3 separate regions of the Homo sapiens genome follow, and regions 2 and 3 are each linked to region 1. A link is an interaction called in ENCODE POLR2A ChIA-PET data of the cell type or tissue named here. Cell type or tissue: PC-9. All regions are shown on one strand. Region 1 has its middle 43 kb from the start of LBH. Region 2 overlaps CAPN13 (calpain 13). Region 3 overlaps LCLAT1 (lysocardiolipin acyltransferase 1).

Region 1 (2,500 bases):
AACTATCATGGGTCCTGGCACTGCTACTGCAGCTGGTAGACAAATTCACCATGGCAAGGGGTCACCCAAACCTGAGAGGGAGTCCTCCTGTTGTTTCCACACTAGGTGTTTCACTTGCCTCACCCTAGTCCCAACCCTGGGCACAGGAATCTCTAAGTTAGCAAACTTCATTGAGGGAATTCATTTCCTGCACTTTTCTGAGCTTCAAATTCTTTATGTTTAAAATGGTTATAATAAAGTAGGAGTTGTTTATCACCATATAAATAAGAAAATATAATAAAATTGGGCCAGGCACGGTGGCTCATGCCTATAATCCCAGCACTTTGGGAGGCCGAGGCGGGTGGATCATGAGGTCAGGAGATTGAGACCATCCTGGCTAACACGGTGAAACCCCATCTCTACTAAAAATACAAAAAATTAGCCGGGCATGGTGGCGGGCACCTGTAGTCCTAGCTACTTGGGAGGCTGAGGCTGGAGAATGGTGTGAACCCGGGAGGCAGAGCTTGCAGTGAGCCAAGATCGCACCACTGCACTCCAGCCTGGGCAACAGAGCGAGACTCTGTCTCAAAAAACAAAAAAAAAGAAAATATAATAAAATTACCACAAGATCCAGCAATTCCACTCATAGATATCTACTGAAAAGAATAAAAAGTAGAAACTCAGACAGATACCAGACACCAATGTGCACAGCAGCACTATTCACCACAGCCAAAAGGTGGAAATGACCCAAATGTCCATTGACAGACGAATAGACAAACACAATGTAATCTCTACATACAATGGAATATTATTCAGCCATAGGGAAGAATGAAATTCTGATACATGCCACAACATGAATAAGCCCAAACACATTACACTAAATGAAATGAACCGTACTCGAAAGTCCAAATATTGTATGATTTCACATATGTGAGTTACCTATGTTAGGCAAATTCAGAGAAACAGAAAGTAATTGAGCTTCTGTTTGGAATGATGCAAAAGTTCTGAAAATGGATAGGGGTGACAGTTGCACAAGTTGTGAATGTACTTAATGTCACCAAATTTTACACTTAAAAATAGTTAAAATGGTAAATTGTATGTATATTTTCCACAATAAAAAAAGAGAATGCCTTATCGGCATAAGCGCTTTATATAGGGTAAAAAGGCACACAGACGTAAGAAATCTTTATTGTCCCCATTGACAATTACCATATTGCTGTGGTGAATAAGTCTTCCAAAGTTCACAGACAGATTGGCAGGCATAAAACTGCTATGTAAACACAGCCTTCTCCAGCCCAGACTTGTTGCTCACCACCCACTATGGCCTGCAGATTTGATGACCAAGTTGATGAATGGACGATAGCCAAGATTCTTGAAGCTCTGGGTGGCACAGGGCGTACACTTCCTGGAAACCTGTCATTCCTTGCTGTCTGACAGCATTCTCTTTGGGGGCCAGAGATTATGGTTTTGGCCGAGACATCTAAGATAGTCCTGGTATTGGTAGCATAAGGAGTGACCCACGAGAGGCCAAGTTACCCACCAGGCCCTGACAGTGCACTTTGTACTGACGTTGGCCTGATCCAATTTCCTGGTTTGGAAAGAATGTTCTGATCTCTGAATAAACTGAAAGGGGAGCTTCATTTTGACCTGGGACAGGGACCTGTAGGTCTCAGTGTCTGAGCTACTTCTTTTTCCACTGAGCAAATCCTACTTTCAAAGATGAAGTCTTAAAAAACCACAGAAGAGGTGATGGGGTGGGGGGACCCCCGGGACCAAAGGGCCCTTTATAAACAAATTCACTCCAGGGTTTCTTCAGTAACAAGTCTGTCAGGCCGGGTGCGGTGGCTGACGCCTGTAATCCCAGCACTTTGGGAGGCCAAGGCAGGCGGATCACAAGGTCAGGAGATCGAGACCATCCTGGCTAACATGGTGAAACCCCGCCTCTACTAAAAATACAAAAAATTAGCCGGGTGAGGTGGCGCACGCCTGTAGTCCCAGCTACTCGGGAGGCTGATGCAGGAGAATGGCGTGAACCAGGGAGGCAGAGCTTGCAGTGAGCAGAGATCGCGCCATTGCCCTCCAGCCTGGGCAAGAGAGCGAGACTCCGTCTCAAAAAAAAAAAAAAAAAAAAAGTCTGTCTAGTGCTAGCTGAGTTTTGGGGATGCCCTGCCTCTCATGGGAGCCTATGGACTCCCTGGAATTTGTAAGCCTATGTTGGTATTTGCAGAGAGAAAATCCATAGTTTCCATCAGATTCTCAAAGGGAATCTTTGAGACCCCCAAACTGCTTTAAAACCACTGTTCCTGTGAATTTAAGATGTGATCATTCCTAGTTTTCAGGGGACATATAGATTGGCCAAACCAGATAATGAACCACACACATCTGGTGGCAGACAAGGTGCAGTGTTTCCGTGGGGCAGGGGTCGGGGGTTACCGCTGAACCCTCCTACCTCTTCTCCTAAATGAAGTGATTCATTTTTGAACAAACTATGACCATGAAGCTGTTGTTTCACATCTGTGCA
Region 2 (2,500 bases), 520 kb before region 1:
ATTCATGTCATTGGAAGTTCTCTTCTTCAGTACCATGCAATAAGGCTGCATGTGAATATTTACATTTAAATGCAAATTATTTAAAATTGAATAAAAATTAAAATCCAGTCCCTGAATTGCACTAGCCATCTTTCAAGTGCTCAATAGCTACGTATGGCCAGTGGCCACTGTATTAGACAGCACAGATATAGAACACTTCCATCATTGCAGAGTCTAATCAAAATCACTCTTCCCCAAATTTCTGACTCCTTCCACCGTCTGAACTGCACAGATCACATGTTCTTCCTTTGCGTTCATATCCTTTCCACTGGACATGTGTTTGGCCTCAGGGACACCTGGCCATCGTGTAGGACAGGGTAAGCAGAGGAGGAAAAAGCCCCCTCAGACAGGATAGAGGCTGTGGGACACTGGCCCAGCTGGAGATGCTGACAGATAGCTTGGTCTACAGCATGGCTTAGGGCCAGAGGCAAGGGTGCACCCAGTATTTCTGCCAGGCAGGTAGAGGAGATGACAGTCTCAACGCATGGAAAGAACACAACTCTGGAACCTGGAGAGACCCGAGGTTGGGAGTTCAGAGGTGACTGGCAGGTGCCTGGTATGCCCACCAGCTGGTGCAGGGTTGTAGTCACTGGGCTCAAGTTCAGGGCCAGGCAGGACACTCAAGGAGTTGCTGATAGCATAATGGACACAAGCTTTTATTATGTGCCACGCCAAGCCCTTTACAAGAATCTTCTCAATTAATATCCGTCTGCTGCTACGAGGCTGGTTTTATTACCTCCACCTCCCGTCCACTTTATAGGTAAGGAAAGGAGGCTCAGAGATATTAAGAGTATTGGCCAAGATCATTCAGTCAGTAAGAGACAGCTGGATTCAAACCCAAGTTTCAACCTGATTCTATGTGCCTGTGAGCACTGTTCCATGCTGCCTCTTTTTCCTTTTTCCTTAAGACACAAGGCAGAGTTCAGTTTTCTGAACTAGAGCATAATCTTGGCGGTAGGGAAACTTAGGGGTTGGGAGTACAGTTGTGGGGCCAGAGGTGGTTAAATATCTGCTCTCTTACAGCAGGATTATTCTGGAGGGAGGGGGACCTGGGCTGCAGGGGCTGAGTCTGAGGATCACTGTAGACCCCTCAGTCGGCCTTCTGTCCAGTAAACCTCTCTAGATCTCTGACCAGGAAGGGGTTTCCAGGCTTCCTGTCTATTTAGCTGGACTGCCTCCCGCCCGTCTGGCACATTTTTGCCAATATGAAAATTTGCCACCTCTTTCAGGTGGATATAACTGCATGCCAGGAGCCCATGCTTGCAAGCAAAGGGCTTGCCTCCCTGCCAGGCATGCTTATGTTACTCAAACACTCATTTTCAGATACCATTGAGAGTGCCGATAAGCCTCTTGGAATGTGGCCCCTAGAGCTGGGCTAGCCTGTCTAGAGCAGTGCCTTACTGCTGTTGAATCTGGTCAGAGCCTGCCAAATCTTTCATAGTTTTGTCTCATTTTAAATAGGAAGTCAAGTGAGGCGTACAAAATATTTTCAAAATGAAATTTAGCCAAGACAGATCCTGCTCACTATTTACTTGCATAGTTAACTTTTTAAATGTAAAGACAGGTTTGCAGTTTCCTTAGTTAATTTCATCTTCTTGGTTTTGAAGTCATTTAGAATTTTGATTCTGCTATCTGCTTGGTTAATTGCTCTTGATTTCCACTATTAAAAATGATGAAAGAGTTGAAAAGGATCTTCATTTTTATTTCAACATCTTCTTTAAGGACCAAGATAAAAATGTAGAATAGGACAGGACACAGGACAGAGCTCTGTGACTATTACAGTGCAATGATTCTTAGCTATTCCAGACCATTCATCCATGATCTCTGGGTCAAACTGCGAAATCTATTTACTACACTGTATTCTACTTTACTATGCTACGTTGCACTGTCATAGTACGTGATATACAACCTACTCAATGTAGTCTACACACAGGGAATAGGTGGAGATTTTATCAAATACTTTTTAAAAATCAAGACTATATATATACGTATATATATATGCACACATATATATATACATATATATGTGTATATATATATACACACACATATATATGTATATATATATACACACATATATATGTATATATATATATACACACATATATATATGTAATTCTCTTCCTGCAAAGTAAGGACTCTATTTTGGGGAAGAAAGGAAAAGGGAGGGAAAATTAAGTAATTGGCTTTGGCAAAGCTATATTTGCTAATACAGATACCAGCTTTATTTCCTAAGTACTCAAAGTATTTCTCTGCAAGTCTATTTCAGATTTTGATATATATGTTGGACTTCATAAAAATATTATTATAGAGCTATAAGAAATTTTTAAATCAGTGTTTTGGAAGAATGTGTTAATTACAAATTTTCTATTTTAAAAAGAGAATCTCTTACAAAGTTTCTTACATTAAATTCCCATAAGAGTTAATATTGGCTCAATTTATAAAAATTAAACTTAAAGCA
Region 3 (2,500 bases), 300 kb before region 1:
GTATAGTGGTGCAATCTCAGCTCACTGCAACCTCCACCTCCCAGGTTCAAGCGATTCCCGTGCCTCAGCCTCCCGAATATCTGGGATTAAGAGGTGTGTGCCACAATGCTTGGCTAATTTTTGTATTTTTAGTAGAGATGGGGTTTCGTCATCTTAACCAGGCTGGGGCACTGCTATTATTATATGATACAAATTTATGTTAGCCATTTTAAATCTTTATTGGAACACGGTATAAAATTACATTGACCAATTAGTTGATAGGCTCAAAAAATTTGAAGGGTATCTATTATTTGCCAGGCCCTGTGCTGAAGGCTTGAGAAAAAACAGTGAAGAAGATAAACAACTAAACAAGTGATACTATCGTAAGAAAAATTTACATATAGCTAGTAGGAAAAGCATTCATATAGGGAATATAAAGCAAGGTACCCAACCAAGCCAAAGAAAATCAGGAAGGCTTCCTGGATGAACTGTTATCTAAGGTGACATCTTAAGAGGATACCGTGGGGAAGGCTCAGCACACTGTGCAATCTGGGAAAGAAGTGTGGTTCAGTAAGGCTAGAACAAATGGTACAACTAGGGAGACAGGAGATACAGCCAGAGAGGTAGGTCATAGGAGGCCTGGGTAAATCATGTTAGAGTAGATTTAACCTTGGAATTCTGTGAGACCTTACTCCAGTACCTGGATACCTATCTCAGTGTGATGCCACCCTCATTTAGAAAAAGGCTTGACTCTCTGGCTACAAAGTGGAGAAAGGACTGGTTAAGTCAAGACCAGAGCTAGAAAGTCCAGCTGAGCAGCTGTATGATAATTCAGGGAACATACAATGAAGGCCCAGACCAGTATGGCACTGCGAATGAAAATAATTAATTTGAGAGATCCTTAAGGGGTAGAATCAAAAGGCCTTGTTTGGGATTTCACAGCATGTGAAAAGCAGAGGGGGGCGGGCCAACAATGACTCCCAGGTTTCTGGCTTGCACAACAGTTTCTTCTTTATTAATTTTCCAATTTTTAACAGTAAGTACATTCTGTTTTTACAATTAAAAACCTATTATCTATTTTTAATAAAAAATGAACCAGTATTGAGAAAAATCAAGTCATCAAGCTACTTCTGCAATTTGATGGCAAAAAGAAAGAAAACGATCGAACCACAATTTTTTTTCCTCTTTCAACCCAGGCTCTGCCAGAGAATGAAATCACAATTTGAAAGGACAGATAGTTTGAATGTCATTTTTTTTTAAAGATTAGAGAAATGGAGGAGGAACTGGTAAAGGCAGGAATCAGAAAAATAAAAGAGGCTTACAAAAAGAAAATCCTTTATATATATTTTTTCATTTAAACAGAACTCACAGTAGAGCCAAGGATATCAGGGAGAAATCTTGGAAATAGAAAAAAAAAACCTACAAAGAATAATTTTTTTTAGCATTTGAAAAACTGTAAGCTTCTTATACAGTGGAAAGAACATGAGCACTGGAATCAAAAAGACTTGAGTTTAAAGTTCCTCTGCTCAGCAGCAGTATGACCCTGTGAAAGTTGCTAAACGGAGCCAGGCTCCACAGGTGCAGCACAAAGCAAACTACCACCTAGCTTAGGTAGGAGAATTAGGGGATACGTATGAATGGTGAAAGAAGTAGCTATGAGTCTAGGTCCCCATCACCAGATTGATTCAATAGGTCTGAGCTTGGACCTCAGTATCTGTATTTTTAAAAAGCTCTATGGTTGATTCTACTGCATGGGCAAGGTAAAGAAACGTGCACAACTCAATACCTGGTACATAAGAAGAACTTGATAAGTGTTAGATGGTTGTTTTTAAGTACATAGATAGGGCTTCTATCCTTTTTCATTAAGGCAATCATGACTTTTTTCACTAAACACAAGAAGATCTGTCCTAAATGAGCAGCTCAGATTTTTCGCTGGAGGGAAAGGGGGCGAGGTGGGCAGTGACTAAAAGGAACAAAGAAACAATATGAATTCCCTTTATGGTCTAAAGCGATACCATGGCATTTGAAAATTCAACATGAAGAGACATCAAAGGTCTCTGACATGCGGTCATGCATACTTCTCCTGAGGCAAATTTGAATAATTTCTGCTTCATGATGTGCAGGTCACCAGGTCACTTAGGTGATCCAGGTGCTTATCCACTCATCAGTGTACAAATCTCATTTAGGTTTTGTTGCACTCTATCATGTTCCTTGTAAAATGGCCTCAAAAGAAAGTCAGCTACTAATCTACAAAAATATTTCCAAAATTGAGGAAATGGAAATTGTCTCAGAAAATATTCTAGCAAATGTCAAAAGTCTACTGTACAACCACATCTTATTTAACATAACGGAAGGTCTTATCCAATTTCATAGTTTCCAGCAATAAAAGGCTGTATGAAAAGGTCTGAGTGCATGATATATAATGCACCCAGTATTTCAGTAATTTGTCTGTCTTTCTTCCTTGCCTCCTAAAACATGCTGGCTGTTCAAAAGGGTAACTGAAATGCCACCCTGGGAGAGG

Evidence for each region. Peaks named below come from ENCODE experiments on the same cell type or tissue, not always from the same donor. Only the 100,000 strongest peaks of a DNase experiment are listed, where the experiment ranks them.
Region 2: POLR2A ChIA-PET joins it to region 1 with 6 read pairs; 1 of 35 experiments calls an interaction of 5 or more read pairs at or near these places.
Region 3: POLR2A ChIA-PET joins it to region 1 with 5 read pairs; 3 of 35 experiments call an interaction of 5 or more read pairs at or near these places.

Annotation. Positions count from the first base shown.
Region 1 is chr2:30,273,728-30,276,227 of GRCh38, reverse strand. No RefSeq gene overlaps it. Among named protein-coding and RNA genes, the nearest start is that of LBH, 43 kb to the right of the region's middle. In PC-9, no CTCF peak of the experiment used is centred here; a DNase peak (open chromatin) is centred at 1,317; H3K4me3 peaks cover 1,108 bases; H3K27ac peaks cover 1,881 bases.
Region 2 is chr2:30,795,781-30,798,280 of GRCh38, reverse strand. The region is part of intron 1 of CAPN13 (calpain 13); the gene reads left to right. Among named protein-coding and RNA genes, the nearest start is that of CAPN13, 10 kb to the left of the region's middle. RefSeq lists enhancers at 1-300, 301-1,010. In PC-9, no CTCF peak of the experiment used is centred here; a DNase peak (open chromatin) is centred at 1,380.
Region 3 is chr2:30,571,609-30,574,108 of GRCh38, reverse strand. All of the region lies in intron 5 of LCLAT1 (lysocardiolipin acyltransferase 1), which reads right to left. Among named protein-coding and RNA genes, the nearest start is that of LCLAT1, 130 kb to the right of the region's middle. In PC-9, no CTCF peak of the experiment used is centred here; no DNase peak of the experiment used is centred here.